Linked DNA regions of Homo sapiens: region 1 is linked to region 2. Evidence: chromatin loops called from intact Hi-C (ENCODE). Cell type or tissue: ascending aorta. All regions are shown on one strand. Links, peaks and the distances in the headings refer to the core of each region. The heading gives the core; the rest is flanking DNA. Region 1 holds the start of EPB41L1 (erythrocyte membrane protein band 4.1 like 1). Region 2 has its middle 14 kb from the start of NORAD.

Region 1 (8,545 bases), core at 2,246-7,245, 93 kb after region 2:
TTTTGCAAACTGGAAAGTGCTAATAGAAATGTTAGTGAATAATAATAATAATCAAAATAATTAAAATAGCAGAAGCCTCATTTTCTGTGTGGTCTCAATGACCTGAAGTGAATTGAGCCCTTTGGGTATAAATGCAGAACGATGTCTGGGAACATCCTGCCTCGGTCTTTGGAGTGTAGCCTGGATTCTCCTGGGAAAGTGAGAGGCTCCATCTGGTTGAGGAGGGTGGGAAAGTGGCCCTGCCCCAGGGGAGGAGTGGGGAGGGCTTCAGCCTGGGGGAAGGAAGGAAAGGGAGATGGCCAGGGAAGGAGAGTTGAACTAAGAGGAACAGAGAGAGCCTTGGCCATGCAGCCCAGAGCCTCCTGCCCACGGGAGCCCACGATTGGGAAGGCTCAGCCAGCAGGGGAGACTGAGCCTATTTGGAATCAAAATACTTGAAGGCAGGCAGTCAAGAATCTCTTAGCAGCTGTGCATCTGAAACAATAAATGCATCTGGTATAACTCCTGAGTTTTATTGGTCCTTTCACTCATTCATTTAAATAAATGTGTGGTGAGCTAAACTCAAACAGAGCACCTTGTGTGGCAAAGTGACTTGCCCAAGGCCACGGCCCCAGGGGCCTGTGTGAGACTCCCTTGGGAGCTCCTGGGAAAAAGTGAATTTGAAAGGCCTGGGGATGAGAAGTCCAAAGGCAAAGGACAGGATTTGTACAGAAGGCTGCCAAGCAGGACACTCGTCCTTCTGTCAGTCGGCCTGGGCAGATTTGTCTGTCTTCCCACCTTCTGTCTGGAGGGTGGGCCTGTTCTCTAGGACTGGGAGAAGCTGGCTTCATTCTGCTCTCTGCTCTTCATCCGCTGCTGAACCTGGTGAGCAGGGGGAGTGAAGGCACCGGAAGCTTTGTCTAAAGACACCTGATGAAGGAGGTTTAAGTTGGAGAAGAGAAGGCTTGCTTTGGGCATGGTACAAAGGGACGCAATTGTATCTTGAGTTCTCTAAAGGGTGCTGAGGAGAGGGCATAGCCTCATTCTTTGGAGGCCCTAGAGTGCCTATGAGGACCCAGGGTAGAAGGTCACCATGATGGAGCAGCACACTGGGAGGGAGGAGTTGGGGGAGGGAGGTGCCTGGCTCTATAGTGTGTGACAAGCAGAGATGGAGAGCCCACTGGTGAGGCTGATACTGAGGGAATCGCATCAGGGAAGGATGGAGGGCTCAGCTCACATCGAGGCTGCTTCCCAGCTTGGGGCCTCTGTGCTTCCCAGGGCAGTGGATTCTGTGGTAAGAACTATGGCCAGCACATGGTAGGTACTTAGGAATGATGTGAAGAATGAATGAATAGTTGTGTATGCCTGGAGGTGAGGGTGGTGACTGGGGGTTCGCGGTCATATGGGTTGCAGTGGACCCATGGACAGAAATCTTTGGAGATCATGCTGCGGTTACCCACCATTCTCTCTATGCCTTCGCCATGAACTAGGGACCCTAGAGATAGGAACGTCCAGCCCTTTCGTCATTTGCAAATGAGGCCCAGAGCATGGAACAACTTGCCCAAGGGTACTTGCTGAGCCAGTGGCAGACCTGGACTGGAACCCAGGCCCTCTCCCTCCCAGAGTCCTCTGTGGCTTGAGGTCCCCACCTTCGGATTGTGTGAGATGGAGGTGCTGCAGTGGTTGGACTGGTTTTTTTAGTGGGTAACAGTGCTCCTGGAGGGGAGGAGCATGGCTTACCTTGGTTTTGAGCCATGATCTCTGCCACAAGCTGCTTGGCCAGCCCCTGCCCTTTCCTGGAGCTCAGGTGCACACTCAGCCTGTGCTCAGACACATACAGCAAGTGCGCCTGTACACAGGCCCCATCCCCAATAGGTCCCTGGGCTCTCACTGTTACACTTACTGTCATTGTCACCAAGGCGCATGTGGACAAATGTACACATAGACACCCTCTGGACACACTCAGAGGCACAGAGGATTCCCAGGAGACAGTTGTAATACCTCCTCCCGGTGGGGGAGGACGCCGAGTCCTAGGCGGGTTCTGCCCTGTCGCTGTGCTGCAGGGGTGGTGAGGGGATCCGGCTCCGGTGGGATGGGAGGCCCACTGAGGCTGAGTCACCCCTTCTGAGTCAGGCATGCATCCCCCTCTTCTCTCCTCCCCCTCCCTTTCTCGCTGATGAGCCCCCAAGAGGGCTTGGCGAGAGCAAGGAGGCCCGGGGCTGGCTAGGACCAGGGTGGGGGCAGCCGGGGCGCTCGAGAGGCCCCCCAGCTGCACAGTCCCGCAGTGGTCTGGGAACTGCCCGTGTGGCACGGACCGGGAGGAGGTGGCCTGGGAGCCTGAGAGAGAGGGCGGGGCGCGGGGGGAGGTGGGTGGTAGAGGAGACAGGCAGAGAGGAGGCGGAGGCAGGGGCAGGGCCGCGGCGCGCTGGGAGGCAGGCGCAAGCGGCGGCCGCCCCTGGGCTGGGCTCCGAGGCCGGGGCGGGGGCGGGGGCTGGCCGCGCGTCGGGCGCCAGGCCCGGGGCTGTGGGCACCGTGCCCAGCCCCTGGCGCACGCCGAGCCGCCGCCGCCGCCGCCGCTGCTGCAGTCGGCATCCATCAGCGGGCGGGGGTGTCGCCGAACAGGCTGCTCCGCAGAGCCCGCCGCGACCCCGCGCCGCCCCGCCCCGCGGCCTGCCTGCCAGAGGAGCCGAGGGGGCCGCCCCTCGCCCAACCTGCCCGACATGGGGAACCCCGGGCCCAGGTAGGCACATGGGGGAATCAGGTGGCTCTCGGGGCCGGGGGCTTGCAACATCTAGGCCCAGCCTCCAGCCCTGGGGAGGAACGGGGGCGAGGCCGAGAACTGAGTTTTCAGGCTGTTGGTCCCCTGGCCAGTGTGGGGGAGGGTCTCGCTGTTCCTCCCTACCTACCGGTCTGCAGCCTCCTCCAAGGCCTGGAGAGAGGATCCGGAGGCTGGGGGTTGGCGGGGGGTTGGTCCTGCTGTAGGATGAGCGGTGGGTGGGCGCTGGGCTCCCACCGGCTGGCCCAGTCTCTTTTCGGAGAGCACTCCTGCTGCCGCCTCCAGAGGCCAAGGGCTCTTTGGATTTCTGCTGCTTCTGACGCTGCAGGAGGAGTTCTTGGCTGGAGCCTGGGATGCTGGCGAGCCCTTGCCCTCATCTCTCCTCACTCTGGTTACGGACCCTTCCCCGCTCTGGGCTTGCCTCCCCTTCCGTCTCCCTTCCAAGTACCTCAGAGCTGCTAGGAGGGATCTTAGCCCTAGGACTTCTGCAGTTCTGGCCTGGCATTGTCCTGGCCAGTGACCGTCCCCTGATCAGAGGGAGAGGGCTTGTGTGTCCCACTTGTGTCTGGCACCTTCACACTTGGGGAGGTCCAAGGGCCCGAGAGGCTGGGGTCTCAGGGATGGGCATGGGGGGCCAATGTCTACAGCCATTGGGGTACTTACTGGGTGCAGAGGCCACTGACTGGCAGACGTATATGGCTCAAAGTGGTCCATGGAGACCTTGAAGTCTGGACAAGGACCAAAAGGGAGTTCTGGGGATGCTGGTCTCTCCCTCAGCTGCCAGCCATCGTCGTTGCTTTTCCCTCGGAGCTCTGAGGATGCATTGGTGGGGGAGAGAGCACCACGTGTTCCCACATTCACTTCTGGATCCGCATAGCACCTCCTCTGCACCCAAAGGTGGGAATGTGAGACGGCCAGATTTAGGACCTCTCCAGGGCTGTGCGGGGTCCAGCGGCTTGGCTTCATTCCCACCCCATCCCCCCACCCTCAGCATTAGGAGCCTTCCAGAATCAGTGGCACTTGAGCCAGGTCAAGATCTGGGGCCTGGATGGTGCCCTCCGCAGCTCTTGGAAGACAGTGCCTCCTGTCCCGGGCAAGGGTGTGGAGAATAGAGGCAGCTGTGTGCCTCTCTGCCCACCCATTCCTCCAGATGGAGCCTGCGGCAGAGGCAGCCTGTGCCAGCCTCCCCTATGAGCCACCGTGGCCCAGGAAGGCTCTGCCAGCTCTGTGCAAGGATGGAGCTGGCTTCTCCTGGCCAGCCTGAGGTCATGCCTGCCTGGCAACCCAGGCATAGTATTTATGGCATGCAGAGCACAGTCCCTGGGATTTCAGGGGCACCTCAAGGCAGTCCTGGAGGAGATCAGTGCAGAGGGCATTGTTCCTATTAAAGCCCTTCCTGGGCTATGTGACAGTCCTCCTGGGCTCAGCCCTGTGAGCTTCTTGAAGAGCTTCTTCCATAGAATCCTGCATGAAAACAATGCTTGGTCAGGTAGTCCTCACTCAGTCGATATTGAAAGGTTGAACGGGGCCTAGAGAGTAAGAGTGACTTGGCCAAGGTCACAAAGCAGCTGAGCGGGGGAGTCAGCATTAATGTACCCAGGTCTTCCACCTCTTGTTCTGGGGCTCTTGCAGCTCAGGTGCTGGCTTCCCTGCTGCGGTGGTTGTGCTATAGACAGGACTCTGCCAAGGGCTAGGCATTGTAGCCTGGAGCCTGAGGCTACCTGATCCCTTAGGAGGGGTGTTATGTTGGCCTCCCAGCCCTTGCCCTCAGTAGGTGAGCAGGAGAGGTCAGGGCTGAGAGAAAGGGCCGTGGGTGGTCCTGGACCCTCTTGGAAGTGCATAGAGCTGAGAGGATGCCAGGTGCCCAGGGATGTTCTGGCCTGAGCCTCCAGGGGGCAACAGAGAGTTTTCTGACTTCAGGCTGTGGTGGGAGGTGCTTGTTAGCACCTGCCGGGACTTCCCTAAGAGCCCCTTTCTGGGCTTCTCTGTCCCATTTGTTAAAAGGGGACACAGGCGTGCGCCATTGCGCACGCCTGTAATCCCAGCACTTTGGGAGGACGAGGCGGGCAGATCACAAGTTCAAGAGATGAAGACCATCCTGGCCAACATGGTGAAACCCCGTCTCTACTAAAAATACAAAAATTAGCTGGGCGTGGTAGTGCACGCCTATAGCCCCAGCAACTCGGGAGGCTGAGGCAGGAGAATCGCCTGACCCCAGGAGGCAGAGGTTGCAGTGAGCCGACATCGTGCCACTGCACTCCAGCCTGGAGACAGAGCGAGACTCCCTCTCAAAGAAAAAAAAAGGGCGGGGAGGATGATCATCTCTGCCTGGAGATAAATACCAATGATTACACAATCAAAGTGATAGTATTTATTGAAACTTACTGTATGCCATGTACTGCAAGAAGTGCTTTGAGTCATTTCACAGTAACCCTGTCAGATAGATGTGATTAATTATCCACTTTTTACAGAGGAGAAACTGAGGCTCAGAGAGGTTATGTCACTGGACTAAAGTTACGCAGCTGGAAAGTGCGAGGCGGTCTGAGTCCAGAGCCCTTCTTTCTACCATGACATTTACTGGGGGCAATATCTGGAAGTACCAGGTTGGTGTCCAGTGGAGCCAGGCAATTCATTGGTAGGCCAGGGCCAGTCCAGGTGGAGAGGTGTGTGAGGGGTGTGTGTGTGTGTGCCTGGTGAGGCAAGGGTGGCTTTGTGGACTGAATATTACTATAGTGCTGAGGGGTAGGGGTAGATAAGTACTGACTAGGAGCTCTCAGAGAAGGATTAGCCTTGGCCTTCTCCTTCCTGGCCAGGGTCCCCCAGAAGTGGGGAAACACCAGACTCCCTGCTCCCATTGGCTTTTAGGGAAGATGGGCTGGCTCTGGACACATCCCGAGGCCACAGTGGGGACTGGGCTAAGGAGGCCCTGTGGGCAGGGAGCTGAGCCTTGGTGGATGGGTGGGGGTGGAGCAGGCTGGCACTGCTTCCTTTGTGGGCTAGAGGCTTGTGGATCAGAATAGTAACAGCTAACATTTATTGAGCATTTATTATGTGCCAGGCCCAGTTTTAAGGGCTTCCATGTACAACTCATACGTTCTTCACAAAGCCCTGTGAGGTGTAGATGAGGTATAGGAGTTATTCTTCCCGTTTTACAGATTGATGGAGCTGTGGCTTAGATAGTTGTTCAAGGTCAAATAGCTAGGCTGTGGGGGAGTCAGGATTCAAACCTAGGCAGTGTGGGTCAGAGCCATGTTCCTGAAGGCCATGCCAGGCAGCCTGTAGTTTCTCAGAGGCCATACTCTGTTTTGTTCAAGTTGAAATAGTCACTCAGTCAGATGCATCCCTCTCCTCAAAGGCCTCCCAGTCTAGCTGGGAGAGATGCAGACATGACACACTAAAAGTAAAGAGTGTGCTATTGCATAGGCTCAGCATGGATTCCTATTTTGGTGCTCAGGGAAGGCTTCAAGAAGACGGGGACCTTTGAGCTGGGCACTGAAGGCCAAGTCGGATTTCGATGGTTGAAGGGGGAAGGGCACCCACTTCCCCAGGTCAGAGGGGAAGGAAATAGGAATGCCTCTGAAGAAGAGTGGGCGGTCTGATGTGCGTGGAACAGATAGTGTGTGTGGCGGAGTGTGAGCTGGGAGGTGACTCAGAAAGTCACCTAGTGTTTGGGTTTTTGATGGAGCTCTGGAATCCACCAGACGTAGGCTATAGTCACAGCAATGCATTGTATTAGCCACGTGGCCTTGGGCACATCACTCAGCTGGCCCAAACCTCAGTTTCCTCATTCGTAAAATGCAGATAAACATGCCTGTCTCACAGGGACCATGTTGTGGTTGTTATATAAAGCACCTAGTGTAATGCTAACACATTGCAGGAACTCAGTAAACATTACTTCTCTCCCGCTTCTGTCTCTCTTAAATGTCAGGCCAAGGTGTTTCGACTTGACGTGAGCCGGGATGCTCTAGGAATCTTTGCAGGATTTTAGTCTGCTGAGGAGCATGACAGAACTGTGTTTTGGGAAGGTCCTTTTGGCAACCGTATGATCCACAGGAGAGGGTGGACGTGATCTTACAGGAGAAACCTTAACTGTGGGGACTTGGAGGGCTGGGGAGGGATCAAGATTGGCACTCATTAAGGTGTCCCTCTGGTAGTGGGTGGTTCGCCAGGTTGGAGAAGGAGGAGCTTGGAGTGGGTAAGGCCACAGGGTCAGGAATTCTGTTTCAGGCCTGGTGAGTTTGAGAAGGGCTGGTCTCCCTTTAGTCATCTGGAAGATTGGGTAGCATCTTTTTTGCACATCTGGCCTGTTTTTCCTTTGAATTATTTCTTTTGAATAAATCCCCATCAGAGCTTCCTCTATAATAGCAGTAAATTGGGACTAAGTGTCCAACAATAGGAAGATGATTGGGAAAGCTTTGGAACATCCACTGGATAAAATAATACGCAGTGGTGAACACCCACAGAAAAACTGCTTGCAGTGGATGGAGCTGTGCAATTGCAAAGCTCTTTTGCATCCTTGATTCATTTTGTGCTTATGACTGCTCTGCGACAGAGGTGGGGCCGGGGCTAGATCCTTTCTGTGTTTGAAGAGAATGACGCTAGACTCCAGTCTCCTTGAAGGCAGAGTTGAGTTCACATTTTATTCATTGTTTCGTCGCAGCATGTTGCTCAGTGGTTTGCAAATACTTGTCCGATGAAAGAATGAGTGAACTAATCAAGAGGGGAAGTGACTTGATCAAGGTCACTCAAGTTGTAAGACATAGTGCCTGCCATATTCTTGCTATTCCCTACTTGCCACATTCTTCTCACTAACCACTCACTATCTTCGAGGGGAATAGGACAGAGAGGTTCCCAGTGAGGACCTGGCACTTGCATAGAACAGGGTTTAAGTCTTCTTTCTGTTTTTACTAGCTGTGAGGCAATTGGCAAGTTAATTAATCTTTCAAAGCCCCAGTTTGCCCAGCTGTAATGTGGATAGTCCAAGTACCTGGTTTTAGGGTTGTCATCAAGATTGAATAAGTTAAGGCATGTAAACATCTTGGCATGGTAACTAGTACATAGTGAAGTATCCATGAACATTAGTGGAGATGATGATGATGTCATGATGTGATGTCATTAATGGTCTGATACAATTAATGTTAAATGGGAAAGAAGACCCATAAGATTATCAGTATTCATATTACAATGGTATAAAATTAGGTATGAACATAGATACAGATTGGAAGAAAACAGGTAGAAAATGGAGTTCCAGCAAGCATATGGGAAGTGAATAAAACAGAAAAACAAATATTTCTTTACTGTTATATTTACTTTTCTTTAGTTTTAATTACAAAAAAAATTTGTGGAAAATCTAATAATTCAGAAGTGTAGGCCAGGCACGGTGGCTCATGCCTATAATCCCAGCACTCTGGGAGGCTGAGGCGGGTAGATCACCTGAGGTCAGGAGTTCAAGACCAGCCTGGCCAACATGGTGAAACCCCATTTCTACTAAAAATACAAAAAGTTAGCCGGGCATGGTGGCTGGCGCCTGTAATCCCAGCTACTCAGGAGGCTGAGGCAAGAGAATCTCTTGCACCCGGAAGGCAGAGGTTGTGGGGCAGTGAGCCGAGATTGCGCCATTGCACTCCAGCCTGGGTGACAGAGCGAGACTCCGTCACAAAAAAAAAAAAGAAAGAAAGAAAGAAAAAAAGTGTATTCTCCCCTTAGATCCCCAAACAAATCCTACTCTCCAGTCGTAGCTAATAACAGCATGTTGTGTATCCTTCCAGGATATTTTCTATACCAACATAA
Region 2 (8,545 bases), core at 1,254-6,253:
ACAAGCAACTTCCCAGGGGAGAAACTGGACAGACACTCGCTTGGCCAGGTAATCAAGTCATGTCGCTAACATGTATCCTGATGAAGTCATGTCAATAACATGTACCTATGATTTGATGAGAAGAGCAGTTTACCTCTATGACATGTTTCCCCAAACTCATAACCCCAGTCTAACTATGAGAAAAGCATCAGATGAACCCAAATTGAGGGGCACTCTGTAAAATACCTGTCCAGTACTCCTCAAAGCTGTCAAGGTCTTAAAAACCAAGAAATGCCTGAGTAATTGTTACAAGCCAGAAGAAACTAAAGGGACATGATGACTAAATGTAGTGTGGTGTCCTAGAAGGGACTCTGGAGCAGAAAACAGGTGGAATTTAGTTCATAGGAATGTACCAGTGTTGGTTTCTTAGTTGTGACAAATGCCATAGTAATGTAAGGTGGTAATAATAGGGGAAGCAGGGTGAGGGCTATACAGGAACTCTCTGTACTCTTGAGTATGATGGTTAAGTTCATGTGTCAACATGGAGGGTGGTTTTGGATGATATTAGCATTTAAATGGTTGAACTTGGGTGTGGGCGGGCCTCATTTGATCAGTTGAAGGCCTGAATAAAACAGAAAGACTGGCCTCCCTAAGCAAGATGGAATTCTCCGGCAGGCTGCCTTCAAACTGCACCATTGGCTCTCCTGGGTCATCAGCCTGCAGGCCCACACTGTGGGATTCGGGCTTGCCAGCCTTCATAATTAGGTAAGCCAATTCTTTATGATAAATCTCTTTTATGCACACACACACCGTATTGGTTCTCTTTCTCTGGTGAGCCCTAACACAATGGGAAATTTCTGTACTCTAAATCAAAGACTTACATTTATTTTCTGTAAATGTAAAATTATTTTAAAATAATAAGTTTATTTTAAAAAGAGAGAAGGCTGGGTGCGGTGGCTCATGCCTATAATCCCAGTACTTTGGGAGGCCGAGGTGGGTGGATCACCTGAGGTTGGGAGTTTGAGACCAGCCTGGCTAACATGGTGAAACCCCATCTGTACTAAAAATACAAAAATTAGCCAGGCGTGGTGGCGCATGCCTGTAATCCCAGCTACTTGGAAGGCTGAGGCATGAGAATTACTTGAATCCATGAGGCAGAGGTTGCAGTGAGCCGAGATCACGCCACTGCACTCCAGCCTGTGCAACAGAGCGAGACTCTGTCTCAAAATAAATAAATAAATAATAAAAAGAGAAAAAAAGAGGCATGAATTTTGAAGTCATGTAGATCCATTTATTTGTTTCCTGTGGGTGCCAAAACAAATTACTACAAGCCTGGTAGCTTAAAACAACAGAAATTTATTCTCTCATAGTTCTGGAGGCCATAAATTGAACATGAGTTTCACTGAGCTGAAGTCAATGTGTTGGCAAGGCTGTATTCCCTCCAGATGCTCTGGGGAAGAATCCGTCTGCCTCTTCCAACTTCTGGTGGCTGCCAACAATCCTTGGCTTGTGGCCACATCAGTCTCTGCCTCCATGGTCACATTGCTTCCTCTTCTTCTGTGTGTGTTGGTCTAATCTTCCTTTCCCTCTCTCTTATAAGGATATGTGTGATGGAATTTAGGGCCCACTTGGCTAATCCTCAATGATATCCTCATCTCAACATTCTTAATCACATCTGCAAAAATTATTTTCTCAAATAAAGTAATGTTTACAGTAGTTTCCAGAGATTAGGACTTGATATATTTGGGTGGCCATTATTCAGCCTACTACACCCTGGCTGTGTGAAATGTAGGACTTTTGTAGTATGAGTAAGCCGGCTCTATACTTAAAAATAAAAACTATGACATAACCTGGTTTTAAAAAATGTTCATCTGGGTTCCACCTGAAATCATCGTATTATGACCACTAGTGAGGTAGGAGGCAGGACTCGAGTCTGGAGGTGGGGTTCAGACACTGGACCAAATTGAGGACTAGCTAAAGCAGGGATGGGGTAGAAGAAGCTTTCCATAAGACATGCCCACCAGTGTGCCATGCCAGTTTACCATTGCCATGGCAACACTCAGAGGTTACTGCCCTTTCCATGGTAGTGACCCAAGACCAAGAAGTTACCACCTTTTTCCTAGAAATTTCTGCATAATCTGCCCCTGAATTTGCATGTAAATAAAAGTGGGTATAAATATGACTGCAGAACTGCGTTTGAGCTGCTACTCTAGGCACACTGCCTATGGGGTAACCCTGCTCCACAAGAAGCAGTACGTCTGCTGCTGCCGAACACTGCCACTTCAATAAAAGTTACTATCTGACATCACTGACTTACCCTTGAATTCTTTCAAGTCAAGAACCCTCCTGGGCTAAGCCCCAATTGGGATCACCTGCCCTGCCTTGGTGGGACCCAAGCCACACTTTGCCAAACAGTGTAAGAGATTGGTCTTAGAGGTCAGAGAGTTCTACATTCTAACTCTGGCAAGCCTGTGACTTTGGTTAAGTCAACATATTCCTTGAAGACTATCTCTTCATCTGTACAAGAGGACACTAGCCCTGACTCAGAGGAATGCTGTCAGAACTCCTGCAGACTGTGAAACAGATGCACAACAAATGATCAGTCACATTCTCCTCCCCCTCCATTTTATAGTTTGTTACACTTCACAAAATATTTTCTACATACAATAATGTTTGATCCCCATAAAATGTGTGAGATAAAGCCAAACGTTTCCTTCTCAGATGGAGAAACTGAGACTTGATGTCAACTGACTTAGCCAACTTTGCCTAACTAGAAGACTAGAAGCAGTGGGTGTCTGAGAGCATAGTCAGCAGAAGCAAAGAGGCAGATGCCCCCCGGAGATGGGGCAGGTTTGCTGATCTGGCATTTGATTTTTTTTTTTTTTTTTTTGAGAGGGAGCTTCACTCTGTTGCCCAGGCTGGAGTGCAGTGGCGCAATTGCGACTCACTGCAACCTCTGCCTCTCAGGCTCAAGGTGATTCTCCTGCCTTGGCCTCCTGAGTAGCTGGGATTACAGGCACCCACCACTACACCCGGCTAGTTTTTGTATTTTCAGTAGAGACAGGCTTTCACCATGTTGGCCAGACTGCTCTTGAACTCTTGACTTCAAATGATCCACCCACCTCGGCCTCCCAAAGTGCTGGGATTACAGGCATGAGCCACTGTGCCCGGCCTGATTTTTTTTTCCATGATTTTCATTACCTTTCTGTCCCCGGTAGGCATTTGAGTTTATGATCCATGATATGTTCCTAACTCTGGTTCACACTGCTATAACTTGATCATAGACTTTTGGACTTGAAGCTGTAATACTCCTGGGGTTCCCCAGTGACAGCCCACCCAGTTTTCCAGTGGCTTCTTGGCCCTGGCTTCTCTGATCTCACAGGCTTCCCCTTCTTCTAAATATTGCAAGGCAAACCCATAGTTTGTCCTCTGGTTTGACCAGGTTCTTGGTTCTGATAGCCCCTTATTCTGAGCCTTCCAGGCAGAGACTCCTACAGGACTCTGCCACCTCAGGACCCAGCATAGGGCTGGGTGTCCTGAAGGTCTGCTAAGGGGACTCATGCTGAGCCTTCGGAAGGTCACAAGGAGAGAACAGAGGGTGGGCTGAGGGTCCACATGCCAACATGTCAGGAGTTGGACTGCTTGGGTTCCAATCCGGCTCCCGCACCTCACTGCCCCTGACCCTGGGCAAATCACCAAACCCTTTGTGATTGGTTTCCTCATCTGTAAAAAGGGAATCATTATAGAACCCCAAAGCAAAATTATAAGGCTCGGGTGAAATACTGTATATAAACCTTTTATTACAGGGCTGGGCACAAGGTGAGTGCTCGCCTTGACATTGTTGCGCCAGATTTCCCTAAGCACATCACTGCATGGCTGTTCTCTCTTCTGGATACGGCCGCCCTTTCTGCCTAGAGACGTTTGATTCTTCCTGGGGGGCGGTGCAGGGTCAGGTGAGCAGCTGGGGCTCCGGAGGGTCTGGGTCTCTGTCACTTCTTGCTGCGTCGCCTTCTGTGAGTCCTTCCCAGCCCCCTAATCATGCCCGCCTGAGCAAGAGGATGAGAAAATGCCGACCCCGTAGCGGGGACTCTGCTGCTGTGCGGGGCGCGGTTCGCCGAACCCACTGGCCGCTTCTAGAGAGTCGGCCCCAGGGCCAGGACCTCCACTTGGCAGGCGCTGGGGCGCCCAGGGGCAGGGCCAGCGCGGGAAAGGCCGCGAGTCCTTCGACCCCCTGGCAGTCTGGGAGCCGGCCGCGGCTGCCATGGCAACGCCCGGAAGCTGCCGGGAGGGGAGGCAGGCCCAGCCGGGACGAGGCCCTGCCTCCAGCCAACGCTCCGCCCAGAACGAAGCCCCGCCCCGGAACGAAGCCCCGCCTCCAGCAACTCTCTGCCCGGAGAGAGGCCCGACAGCTGCGACCCGACTGGTTCTGTCCGAGCCCGACGGGCCGCGCTGACCCAGCGACTGTGCCTGACTGACCACAGGTGCCGCCACCGCCTGATAATACGAGTGTGTCAGCTTCCGTCTGACTGAACGCAGGTTTCATGGGTGCCTGACAGACCAAGACTGCTGGATCTGTCAGCCTGGCCGCAGCTGGCTGACTGGCTGACTGGCTGGCTGGTTGACTGGCTGGCTGACTGGCTGCCTGGCTGGCTGGCTGGCTGGCTGCTCTTGCCCGGCCGCCATCTGGGCCTGACGGGCTGCGTCTGACCGGGCGGCCTATCTGCCTCTGCCTGACCAGCCTCCATCTGTGCTTGGCGAGCTGTGTGACCGGCCGCGACGGTCTGTGTCTGACTGAGCACAAGGTTCCTAGCGGCCGATCAGCTGCTTGACCCCATCTCTGCTGAGCCGGCCGACACCGACGGATTGACTCTGGCAACGCCTGGCCCGAGTGGCGCTACCGGCTTCCAGAGACTTCCTGACCCCTGCCGAGGTTGCACCGCTCAGCGCTGCCCTGTGAGGCGCTGACTGTGGCCGCAGCTGAGTGCGGCTGCCCCTTCACAGACAGGGCGTGCAGAATGACGGTCGCCTGGCTGTCCCTCCCTAGGCGCCCCTGGCTAGCTCGGCTTGCCTGGCAGCGTCTGTGTCTGAGGGACGTGTTGGTGGCCGCCGCTGGCCGCATCTGTCCCCCTGCAGGTGGGCATCAGGTTGCCCCCGTGAAGTGCAGCTGGGGCCGAGCCTGGCTGAAGGACGGCCACCTTCTCTCCAGCTGTCCAGCGAGGGCTTCTGAGGTGGTGCCCTCCGGGGCTCTGTGGCCTGGACCTCTCCAGCCACACACAGTCAGAGCCTTAGGGGATCCCAAGCAAGGGCACCCACAGGGAAGAGAGCCTAAGACAGAGGCCAAGGGACAGGCAGGCAGCAGGGGTGGGACTTCGGGCCAGGCGAGGAACAGCTGGAAGAAGCTCCGGGGCTGGGAGGAGGCCGCAGGACCTTGAGGTGCCGGAGTTTAGGGATCCGATTCTGTAAGGGAGGCAGCACCTTGAGGAGTTGGGTTGGTGTGTGGGGTCCTCAGGACACGATCCCTGACTTTGAATACCTTTTTTTGCGGGTTTTGGGGAAATCTCTGTCAGTGCCTTGCTGCTCTGCAGAAGGGTCATCCCGCAGACCTCAGATCTCTTCCCGAATTAATTAATTTATTTATTTTTATTTATTTTTTTCTTTTTTTGAGATGGAGTCTTGCTCTGTCGTCCAGCCTGGAGTGCAGTGGCCCGATCTTGGCTCACTACAAACTCCGCCTTCCAGGTTCAAGCGATTCTCATGCCTCAGTTTCCCAGGTAGCTGGGATTACAGGTGTGCGCCACCATGCCTGGCTAATTTCTGTATTTTAGCCGGGGGTTTGTAGAGACAGGGTTTTGCCATATTGCCCAGGCTGGTCTCAAACTCCTGGCCTCAAGTGATCTGCCCACCTTGGCCTCCCAAAGTGCTGGGGTTACAGGTATGAGCCACTGCACCCAGCCTCTTCCTGAATTTAAATCTCTCCCAGCCTGTGTGTGTGTGTGTGTGTGTGTGTGTGTGTGTGTGCCAGCCACACCAACCACATGCAATGGCTTCCCCCCTGGAAGGAGTTGTTCTGTACCAGAATAAGGGGGAAGGAAATACTGGTCAGAGGGATTTATTTTTTTAAAGCAAGCATGGGTATGCTATGAGTTATTGCTATTAATAATAATACAATGAAAGCATCAGACTAGTTTATTTCGAACTAGCTCTAGCATGCTAAGATGTTGCCTCTCCATTAATAACAGGGCCCTGGCTGCCTCGTTGATTTCATTATAGGCCATGGGAGGAATGGGAGGAAATGAACAGCTTCACTCCCAAGGGCTTTCATAACATGGATTTGGATCTCAGCCAGTGTGGGCAGTGGGGCTTCCCGGGGGCAGGGGACTCCTGGGGTGCTGGGAAAAAGAGGCAGCAACAAGTTGCATGGAGCATTTGTACCTCATTTATTTATTCATTTATTCAACAAATATTTATTGAGTACCATGTGCCAGGCACTGTGCCAGACTCTCACTCTGTCCTCATGGAGGATAGCCTTATGGGATCCAGGAAACCTCTCCAGTGCCTCCCAACTCTGGTCCTGTCAAAGCCACATGCTGGGTACCAACTGCTTTCTTTCTGAGCTAGCTGCACAGCTAAAATGGGAGAGCTAGTAGAGTACAGTGGTCCTGAAATTGTGGTCCTTGGACGAGCAGTATCTGGACCACCTGGGAACTTATTAAAATACAAATTCTCAGGTCAGGAGATCGAGACCATCCTGGCTAACACAGTGAAACCCTGTCTGTATTAAAAATACAAAAAAATTAGCCAGGCGTAGTGGCGGGCGCCTGTAGTCCCAGATACTTGGGAGACTCAGACAGGAGAATGGCGTGAACCTGGGAGGCGGAGCTTGCAGTGAACCGAGATTGCGCCACTGCACTCCAGCCTGGATGACAGAGCGAGACTCCATCTCAAAAAAAAAAAAAAAAATTATCGGGCCCTATCTCAGATGGACTGAATCAGAAACTATTTTAGTGTAGGGCACAGTGATCTATGTTTTAACAAGCCTCCAGGTCTTGCTGATGTCCTGAGAACCAGGACAAAGTCGTGCTAAAGTCTGAGAACCACTGGTGGAATAATTAATTGTGTTGGCTCTAGTATCACACTGTCCATATCAGAATCTCAATGCTACTACATAAGAGCTGTGTGACTTTGACCAAGTTATTGAATCTTTCTGTGCCTTAATTTTCTCATTTGCATAATTGGTATAATTATGATTACCCTAAACCATTGTTGTACATATTACATCACGTGAAAAGGTTAGCGCACAATTTCAGCTCTAGGAACATATCCTGTGGACATATTTCTTTTCTTTCTTTCTTTTCTTTTCTTTTTTTTTTTTTGAGACAGTTTCGCTTTTTTCACCCAGGCTGGAGTGCAATGGCACAGGCTTGGCTCACTGCAACCTCTGCCTCCCGGGCTCAAGCAATTCTCCTGCTTCAGCTTCCCAAGTAGCTGGGATTACAGGCACCCTCCACCACGCCCGGCTAATTTTGTATTTTTAGTAGAGATGGGGGTTTCACCATGTTGGCCAGGCTGGTCTCGAACTCCTGACCTCAGGTGATCCACCTGCCTCAGCCTCCCAAAGTGCTGGGATTACAGGCATGAGCCACTGTGCCCGGCCCTGTGGACATATTTCTGCATATGCTGAAAGACAAGTGTAAGGGATATTCATTAATTTGTTGTTTATAAACACACTATTTATTTATTTATTTATTTTTGAGATGGAGTCTCGCTCTGTTGCCCAGGATGGAGTGCAGTGGCACGATCTTGGCTCACTGTAACCTCTGCCTCCCGGGTTCAAGCAATTCTGCCTCAGCCTCCCAAGTAGCTGGGATTACAGGCGTGCACCACGGCACACAGCGAAATTTTGTATTTTTAGCAGAGATGGAGTTTTGCCATGTTGGCCAGGCTGATTTCAAACTCCTGACCTCAGATGATCCACCTGCCTTGGCCTCTCAAAGTGTTGGGATTACAGGCATGAGCCACTGCGCCCAGCCAATGCATTCATTTCTGTAAAAAAAAAAAAAAAAAAAAAAAAAAAAATCTTTATAAAATCTTTTTTTTTTTTTGAGACAGAGTTTCACTCTTGTTCCCCAGGCTGGAGTGCAATGGCGCGAACTCGGCTCACCACAACTTCTGCCCCCTGGGTTCAAGTGATTCTCCTGCCTCAACCTCCCAAGCAGCTGGGATTACAGTCATGCACCACCACGCCCGGCTCATTTTGTATTTTTTTAATAGAGACGGGGTTTCTCCATGTCGGTCAGGCTAGTCCCGAACTCTCAACCTCAGGTAATCCGCCCGCCTTGGCCTCCCAGAGTGCTGGGATTACAGGAGTGAGCCACCGTGCCCAGCCTATAAAATCTTTATACAGATACAGGCTCATGTACATCTGAAAGGATACTCAAGGAACTGGTAACAGTGGGAGAAGAAATGGGTGGCTGGAAACAGGAGAAGGGAAACATTTTTACCATACATACACCCTTTTATGACTTTTAGATTTTGCAGTATGTGCATGCATTTTCTATTCACAAAA

The links. Peaks named below come from ENCODE experiments on the same cell type or tissue, not always from the same donor. Only the 100,000 strongest peaks of a DNase experiment are listed, where the experiment ranks them.
Region 1: a loop joins it to region 2, with 2.3 times the contacts of the local background. A loop is called at or near these places in 6 of 110 quality-filtered maps.

Annotation. Positions count from the first base shown.
Region 1 is chr20:36,152,178-36,160,722 of GRCh38, forward strand. It overlaps EPB41L1 (erythrocyte membrane protein band 4.1 like 1), which reads left to right and starts at 2,563. Exons shown (of 22, transcript NM_012156.2): 1 at 2,563-2,719. It overlaps EPB41L1-AS1 (EPB41L1 antisense RNA 1), which reads right to left and starts at 3,583. Exons shown (of 4, transcript NR_147703.1): 1 at 3,419-3,583; 2 at 2,886-3,077. LOC124904893 (a long non-coding RNA gene) reads right to left here and starts at 2,269. Exons shown (of 2, transcript XR_007067572.1): 1 at 1,720-2,269; 2 at 492-909. RefSeq lists a silencer at 2,302-2,501. In ascending aorta, for the core only: a CTCF peak has its summit at 4,621 (motif pointing right); DNase peaks (open chromatin) are centred at 2,364, 2,764 and 4,003; H3K4me3 peaks cover 1,996 bases; H3K27ac peaks cover 2,086 bases.
Region 2 is chr20:36,060,484-36,069,028 of GRCh38, forward strand. No RefSeq gene overlaps it. Among named protein-coding and RNA genes, the nearest start is that of NORAD, 14 kb to the left of the region's middle. RefSeq lists a silencer at 4,034-4,333. In ascending aorta, for the core only: no CTCF peak of the experiment used is centred there; DNase peaks (open chromatin) are centred at 4,338 and 4,878; H3K4me3 peaks cover 1,691 bases; H3K27ac peaks cover 1,596 bases.